Regions from separate parts of the Mus musculus genome. Here region 2 is linked to region 1. A link is a contact called in ENCODE Hi-C or POLR2A ChIA-PET data. All regions are on one chromosome and are shown on one strand. Each heading gives the region's core, a stretch centred on a gene start or an enhancer-like site at or near the end of the contact. The rest is flanking DNA. Distances are from core to core; before and after follow the strand shown.

Evidence for each region. Hi-C counts contacts between places; a loop is a spot of excess contacts on that map. ChIA-PET counts read pairs that join two places held with the same protein, here RNA polymerase II (POLR2A).
Region 2: a loop to region 1 is called in a map of heart, with 2.9 times the contacts of the local background. The contact joins two enhancer-like sites. A Hi-C loop is called at or near these places in 2 of 37 maps with a recorded cell type or tissue (heart and v-Abl transformed pro-B cells). POLR2A ChIA-PET finds 5 or more read pairs at or near these places in 1 of 5 experiments (Patski).

The regions. Positions count from the first base shown.
Region 1 is chr10:117,673,958-117,678,251 of GRCm38, reverse strand. It overlaps Cpm (carboxypeptidase M), which reads right to left. Exons shown (of 9, transcript NM_027468.1): 7 at 2,160-2,312. Among named protein-coding and RNA genes, the nearest start is that of Gm25709, 14 kb to the right of the region's middle. Within about 2 kb of position 1,794, at least 2 of the 3 ENCODE cell types and tissues checked have a DNase peak (open chromatin) inside an H3K27ac peak, as active enhancers do.
Region 2 is chr10:117,639,299-117,643,592 of GRCm38, reverse strand. The region is part of intron 2 of Cpm (carboxypeptidase M); the gene reads right to left. Among named protein-coding and RNA genes, the nearest start is that of Cpm, 12 kb to the right of the region's middle. Within about 2 kb of position 1,717, at least 1 of the 3 ENCODE cell types and tissues checked has a DNase peak (open chromatin) inside an H3K27ac peak, as active enhancers do.

The DNA.
Region 1 (4,294 bases), core at 545-3,044:
CCAGTATTGGAAACGAACTCAGAAATCTACCTGCCTCTGTCTCCCAAGTGCTGGGATTAAAGACATGAGCCACCCCTGCCTGGCTTCCCACCCAGTTTCTTAGGCCAGTTTGCTTAGGTATCTGAGGGTGGTGAGCCCTCAGCCTCAAGGCTGAGATCCGCCTTAGAGAGCGGGGAAAGCAGGGGCGGCACTGAAACCTTTGTGCTTTGCTTCCTAGAGATGAGACAAGCTACCTGGGCCTCAGAATCTAAAGATCCTCTTTCCAACGCACACTGAGAACATCCTCTAACACAGCCCATAATACTACAGAGCCCAAGTTTAGACTGAATTCTTCTGTGAGTCCCAGTAGCCCCTCCGGAGCCATAGAGCAGGCTGGCGTGCAGCAGGGCAGAACTCTTACTCCAACTTCCGATCATACTGACGTTTAACACTTTTGTGAGCTTTCAAAACAGGACACCAGCCTAAGAGCTTGACGCCTACACCGGCTTCTGTCCTTCAGGCAAAGAAAGGCCCGCGTGCTACATCAGAGGTTTCTCTTTCCCACAGAGGGCAGGTCTGAGCCTTTCAGATGAGTCACCATCTTAGACACACAAACTTCCTAGCACTTGGTGAACTCTTTCAATGAATGAACAGCGTGGCAGAGACCAGGGAGTGTCTATATAGGAGCATTTGCCCTCATCACCTACAGACAGTTCTCTCTGACATCATCACCTACAGACAGTTCTCTCTAACATCATCACCTACAGACAGTTCTCTCTGACATCATCACCTACAGAGACAGTTCTCTCTGACATCATCACCTACAGAGACAGTTCTCTCTGACATCATCACCTACAGAGACAGTTCTCTCTGACATCATCACCTACAGACAGTTCTCTCTGACATCATCACCTACAGAGACAGTTCTCTCTGACATCATCACCTACAGAGACAGTTCTCTCTGACAGCAGGCAGGGCACTAATGTGGAGCAAGACTTTCTAATAAGTAGCAACAACCACATCAGTATTTTGAAATAGTTTCTTTTTTTTTTTTTAAAGTCAGAAAAAAATATTCCTGTCTTAAACCACAAGGGGGCAGGATTGACGTGCTAATAAACCTACTGTTATCTGAGTTCTCAGCAGATTACAGGGACAGGCGGGTGGAAAAATATTCTTGATACGGCCTAATTAAATGGACTCATAAACTCAATATACCATTGCCAACGATGCTTATGCTATTATTTATTACTTATTATTTATCGGGCTGCACAGCTTCTGCACACTAATACCGTATTAAACATGGCATGCGAAGCTGGCCCTGATTCAGCGCTCTGTGGATCATCCCATCATCCCGATGGCTAGATTAAAAGGCGACAGAGAGGGCAGCGAGGGGCAGAGACATATTCATGTCTTGTTACACCTCCTTGATGATAGTGACGAAGGGTGACTTCACAAAAGAATTCAGAGTGACTTACTAAAGAATCAGTATCGGGAGAGCCTTAATGGATGATGGTTCAGTTATTCCAGGACTCACGGGAAAAGGCCAGCGGAAACTGAAATGTCAGAATAACAACCAAGGACCCAGCACGGTGATTACGTAAGGTGGAGGGAGCCAATGATATGTTTGTAATGTTATAAAGGTGCCGGCAGCACTCGGTTTTATTTTCAAATTTTTACATTTGCTTATTTACATATTTATTGTCTTGGGGAGGCCCCCGTGCTCTATGGCATAAGAGTTTGGAGGTCAGAGGACAGTAGTCAGGTCTCTCCTTCCACCCTGTGGGCTCCCAGGATGAACGGAGGGCACCAGGCTTGGCGCAGGCGCATTTACCTGCAGAGCCACGCAGCGGGCTACAACTAGGCTTCTGATTGAAGATGTTGCAAGAGTACATCCGGTTTTCCTGATCTTTTTGCCAGATTTGCATATCATTCCATATGTAAAATTGGGGGAACTCTGGGCTTTTACGCCCTCAAAACAAGTGACTCATCCTCTCTTACGAACGAACAGCTAAGCCTAGCATCTCTCACACACTGTAGATAACACGTTGAGAATTCAAACCCTTAGTCCTGGCATAGAAAACCAGGTCCAGCCCCAAGTCCCCGGAGGAGGTTTTGTATATGCTCGACGCAAAGGTTCTACCCACGCTGTGAGTGTTAACAAGAAGATATAGGACACAAACCTAGGTGCACCTGTTTTATATATTCGATCAAAGAGGCTTTGTTATCGTTCCAAAAGAGCGGCAGCTTCTCCTCGCGAGGATATTTACAGCACGACAGCTCCAGGGTAATTTCAAAGCACTGGGCCCAGATGTAGTTGTAATCTTGCATTCCCCCTGCAAAGCAAGCACATCTCATTTTTGTTAAGGACCAGTGGTGGAAGGGAGCCAAGTATCACGTGCCCGGGAGACGAGCGAATGAGAAAAAGAGGCATTGGCTGTGAATTAACACATCCGTCACGTGGGGCTTCACAACTCATCACGTGATCAGACAGACACGGGGTCCCGTGAGGTAGCTGGGGTGCAGCTGACTGAAACTCAGTTATGCACCAAAATTAAGTCAGAGATGGGAAATGATTTCCCCCTCCCTTAAAATCCTACATTTCAAGAGCACCCCTCCCCCTTAAATTGCATTCTAACTAGAAAGGAGTAGGGGCGTGGTTAGAGGGTAGAGGCTACATTTTATGTGGGTACAGGCTGTTTTTAAGAAGAGGTTCAGAGGAGGACAGGACACGGTGTAAATGGGGCACTCATGTTCTCAAAGACATTTTAAGTTAAAAATATTGCAAAAAGGAAAATTTAGTTTATTGACTCTACTGCAAAAAGGTAGTGGGATAAACAGGCTGGGAAAGACAGCAGAATATGATTGTTTTTTAAAGTATTTCTGTAGGGCTGGAAAGACGGATACTGGTACTTTCCCAGCAAACTTGAGTTCGGTGCCCAGTACCCGCATCAGGTGGCTCCAGGCCAGGGGATTTGACCCCTTTCTTTTGGTCTCCTGCACACATGTGGCATAGACTCACACAAACATACACGCATACACAAAAAACAAAACGAAAAAAGCAGATCTTTAAAAATATTTCTGTAAACTATAAAATTAATTAAACTAAAATCAGAGACACTGGTTTTAGAGGAATAATAATAATGTTTATATTACTGAGTTTTCAGGGGTTGTTTTTTTAGATTCTTTCCTAAGATCTTTATGCCATCTCATGGAATCTGTCTGAACAGTCCTTGAGGGCAGCAGGTCCAGGGACTCCTGCCCATGGGTGGCAGAGAGCAGGGTGCAGCCTTGTGGCTTTGGTCTTCTTTATGACAAGATGTCTCTGAGACTCAGAGAAGATGCTACTGACTTTAGGAAGGCTCAGACACAGGTGCGTGTGGCTTCCAGCTGTCACTGCTCTTGTGTGCTTTATAATTCTTTGACATTAGGAGACCCTAAATTCAAAGGGTTATAGTTACTGTGTATTTTACAGGGCATGAAATTTCGTATATGACATCTCTGGATTTATGTGTCTTAAAATTTCATGTCTGAAAAATGTGTATTTAACAGAGAGGATTTTATTTCCTGGTGGTATGTTATATTTTATACGAATGACAGCTTAGATTTGATGAAATGAAGTCCCCCCCCCCCCCACTCCTCTTCTCTTTCTGTAATATATACTGAGCTCTAGCCAGAATCTCATTATACCAGTTCAGTGGTCCACCACCAAGCCACACCATCAGCCCTATAGTAACTTTGAAGGAAGTAGATTACACCTTATTACACACAGTATCTGATCTGGTTTGAATGTGAAATGCCCTTCCATAGGATCATGTGTCTGGGCACTCAGTCCTTGGCTGCTCCTGGCAGAGGCAGGGCCACAGTGATAGGGCTAGCAGGTGGCATCTGTCCCTGGTCTCCCAGTGACCTCTGTTTCCCCTGTTTCTACCAATCATGCAAGTGTAAGGTAAATGATGCTCTGTCAGGCACTTTGTCCCAGCAATCAAACCAGTAACCAGTACAGTACCCACCCCAGAGAACACATGTGCTCTAACAGGCACTGGAAAAGTTTAAGTTAAACAAAATGCTCAAGGGATAGAGAGATGGCTCAGGGCGTAAGAGCACTGTCTGCAGTTACAGAGGACCCAGGTTTGGTTCCTAGCACCCACAGCTCACAACACACTGTAACTCCAGCTCCAGGGGTGCTGACTCCCTCTTCTGGCTGCTGTGGCACATGTGGTTTGCAGACATACATGAAGGCAAAAATACTCATATATATATATATATATATATATATATATATATATATATATATATAAAACCAAAATCCACAAAG
Region 2 (4,294 bases), core at 468-2,967, 35 kb after region 1:
AAGAGGTTATCTTACATTTTTCTCTTAACCTGCTCTTGTCCCCACCTTCAGTACACAGGGCAAAGCTTTCTCCCTCCAGCTAACGCCACCCCCCACAGTGATGAGAACGTAGCTACTTGTGTGAACGGAAACCCCCTTTCCAGGATGCAGAGGGGCTCCTACACGCCAGCACTGCACTAGTATCGACTCCCAAATTGGGAAGGTGTTGTAGCCTCTGTCCTGTCTATCAGATGGCTTTTGACTTGAGCACCAGCCTTGCCCCAGGGGACCAGAATTCCTAGTATCTGGATGCCACTGGTTCCTGGTGGCTCTCACTCCCTTCCCTATTCCACCTTGTCCCTCCCCGTGACTTGTCTACACCAGAAGCTCAGTTGAGAGAAGAGGCCCCTGAGCGCAGGCAGCTAGAGAGAGGGGGTTAAGTGGGTGAGCACAGGATCTTTGGCCTAACGATCCCAGGTGATCTCTCAAGTCATGTTATTTGGCTAGGTATAAGGCTACATTCAGTATTTTCAACCCTCTTGTTTTGACCAAGTCTGGGGGCTCCGGACCTTGTTAAGTGTCACAGGTACACCGGGCATGGTGGCGAACGCCTTTAATCCCAACACTCGGGAGGCAGAGGCAGGCGGATTTCTGAGTTCGAGGCCAGCCTGGTCTACAAAGTGAGTTCCAGGACAGTGACAGCCAAGAGCTACACAGAGAAACCCTGTCTCGAAAAATAAAAAAAAAAAAAAAGAAAAAAAAAAGTGTCACAGGTACTTGTCTCAGCTAGAATGCTACGTCTCGAAGCACAGGGACTCATATCACTTGGGCACCCTCCAGAGTGTTCCCACTCAGTAACTTGTTGATAGGATAGTACAGGACCAGTTTGCTCCTGATGGCAAAGATGCCAAGTCAATGTAGTATTTTTTCAAGATACTCAGCGCAGGAGTGGAGCCAATATCTCAGTAAGGTCTCAGGTGGAAACCCAAGGTAGACAGATTAAGATGAGCTAATCTGGCTCTGGGAGAGGGTCCCTACGGGCTCCTGTCTCCTCACCTAGGAAGGGAGCCCAGCTCACCTCAATGGAAGCCTCCAGGTCCTAAAGACCTATTTGAAAACTGGATCTGGGGCTCTAAATCCCGACATGACTCCTATCTTTACCCTAACTCACTTTCCCTTAGCCTCAGTTTCTCGTCTGGAAAATGGGCATGGCAGTATCTCATTCGCAAGAGTGAGGATTTAAGTTCTCGTACACACTCAGCATTTAGCAAAGCAGGCCAGTCTCATTACTAACCATCACATATCCATTTTATTCCTACGGACGTCATTTCCCAAGGGCAAAGAATGGAATGTCCGACGGAAGCAGTTCCCTGGGGACCACGAATTCCTCCAATTTTAGCGAGGAGTCAAGTCTTTTCCGTACCTAACCGCCGTTCTTTGGACATTTTGTTTTTCAAAAAATAAAGGGCACAATGACAAAAACATCCCTAACTGTATTTTCTAGTCAAAGCGGATTAAGATTCTGTGGACGCTAAGATGCCCTGGGCTAAATCCTCCTCCTGGACAGTTCACAGAAGGGCAGCCTCGTCTCTGGCACTCAAGGTGGGAACTGCCTCTTGTATTGCTGGTCAGACCTCAGTCTCGGCACTGGCACCAACCAGCTATGTAAGCAAGCGAGGTTTCCAGTCTCCGTCACGTGGGATTCCTCCTGCGTCACGTGGGATTCCTCTACCCCTGCAGGTCTGCCTAGGGGCTGGGGTTCTGCTATCCTCTCCCCCGGCAGGTCTGCCCAGGGGCTGGGGCTCTGGGAATCCGCTTGCCTGAGAAGCTTTTCTGACCTTTACCGAGCACCCCAGGGGCCAGAGCTGGGATCACAGTCCAGCAACAAGGCTTTCCTACCACTGCAGCAGGAATTCAGCGCCCTCGGCTGTAGTTCTGAAAGGAAGCTCGGGTTTTGTTCTTTATATCCGCCTGGAAAGGTTCTGCAAGATAGCAGGGGCCCAATGAACAACTATGGATTAAACGGGTTCATAAGTGAATTGCCAAAATGCATTTTGGCTAATGAACCAAACCTGTTGGTAACTAAGATCTAATCTGGTAGAAAATGAATACACACACACACACACACACACACACACACACACACACACACCACACACACATAGACACACACACATTCTTTTTTGGTGGGGAGGGGTTGAGACAGGGTTTGTCTGTGTGGCCCTGGCTGTCCTGGAACTCACTCTGTAGACCAGGCTGTCCTCGAACTCAGAAATCTGTTTGCCTCTGCCCCTGAAGTGCTGGGACTAAAGGCGTGCGCCACCACTGTCCAGCATATATATTATTCTTATAAAGGGTCAACAAACAAATTGAGTTTGATCCACACGGTGGAAAGAAGCAATCCTGAAAAGCTGACCCCGACCTCCACACTAAGACTAGCACACATAGAGTGGGGAGATAAAATTAATTCTAGAAAATAACCTTTTACATTATAAAATTGCTAAAAATTTGTTTTTCCGATCGAAGAAATGCACCGGTCACCTTCCCCTCAGGCATAAAGCCCAGATGGTCGTGTCTCCTTTGGATGAACCAAGGATGGCTGACACAGCACGGTTAAGACCCTCAGTCCACACGCCTTCCGGTCTCCCCTTGGCCACAGCGAGCTTCTTTTGTTCCTCCAGGTTGATGGCTCCTTCAGCCCCAGGCCCACGGTCTGCCCTGCCTTTCCTGTTGCTCCTGGCTGACCATCCTTTTCTTTCCCGTTACCCTCTGCTGCCCCCACAGAACTAATCATATCTGTTTACTAGTTGTCTTGCTTTTCTCCTGTTCTTCCAATCCTTTCAGGGCAGGGGTTGTGTCTAATGTCTTTACCTCTATATTTCTAGGCTCTGAATTTTAGGTACTGAACTGCTAAAAGCAACCCAGTCTGTAAACAGAAAAATGGAATTTTAGTAACTACAGTTTGGGTTATATGACTTAAGTTTATGGCTCTCAGTTTTGACTCCCAGCAACATTTAATATTAACCATGACCTTGAGAGGAAATGGTTGTCACCGTCAAGTCTGCCTTTCTTGGTTCTTGCTTATCTTTGGGAACACCTGCAGTCCTGTCAATGACCCTGAACCAAAAGGAACACTGCAGTCCTGAACTGTGTGCTAGTTTCATTCTTTCTGTGTCCTGAACCCACCCCAAGGCAGTGGGTCAGGATAAGAGCGTGGTTTACAATGATGGAGTGCATAGCTGGTACTACACTCCTGCGGACAGTCAAACTGAACTGTGAACTCCGCGGCTTCTTCGTTGGGCTTCCCTGAATGGAGGGATTGTTCACGTGTCTCTGTGGTTTACAGCTGGTTGGGAACAAGTCCCTGAGGGGGGCAGAACCTGTGCTCACTCTCTTGCCACCATAGCCTGAGCCTGCTGCTTCTGCGCCGGGCCCTTGCTGCACGCTCAGCCTCGGGGAGGAGCTTAGTTTGACTTAACACAGTCCTTCCAGAAAATCCCCGGTGGAAGTCCCGTGACCCTGGGTACCTCCTGCGTCCTGTTTAAAAATCCCTGGTGGTGGCAGTCACGTGACCTTGGGTGCCTCCACCGTCCTGTGGCACGACTCTTAGGGTCCGTTCCCTTCCCCCCTCCCCGCCCCCCACGGTCTCCATCCTGATTTCATTTCCCCTCCTTTGCTGGCTCCTGGCTCTACCAGACTATAAGCGTTGGGCTAGCCTTCAGCTCTGTTCTAGCCTTTTCTCGGTCCTCAGTCTCTTGTAGGGTAGTTTCGCTCTTCTCAGGGCTGCTGATATCGGCAGTAGATGATCACCGAGTTCATTTTCACAGCCAAACTTCTCCTGAGTGCCATTTACATAAACCCCCTCCGAAGCCCAGCTGAAGATCTGCTGAGGACTTGAAGATTAAGTAAGCTGTTTAAATCAGAGGCTTGTTTTGTTTGGGCTTGAGGTAGGGACTCACCATGTAGCCCAGGCTGGCCTGGAACTCACTATGTGGATGGAGCCTGCTTTGAATTCACAGAGATGCTCCTGGCTCTGCCTCCCAAGTGCTGCTGGGAGTAAAGGCGTGTGTCACCATGCCCGGCCTTTGTGTCTGAGCTCCTGAAATCACCCCAGAACTGGTCTCTACTAGTTTTCTCTGTCTTAATAGATAACATGAATGCTCTGAGCTGCCAAAGCACGTAGCCTCAGGGTTAAAGCATTTGCTCCAGGGTCATCTTTCATTTTTCTCTCTTCCTCACATTTCCAGTCCTTCTGGTAGCACATGCCACTGGTTCTGTTTCAAGAACAAATCTCCAAAGCCCGGCGTGGTGGCGC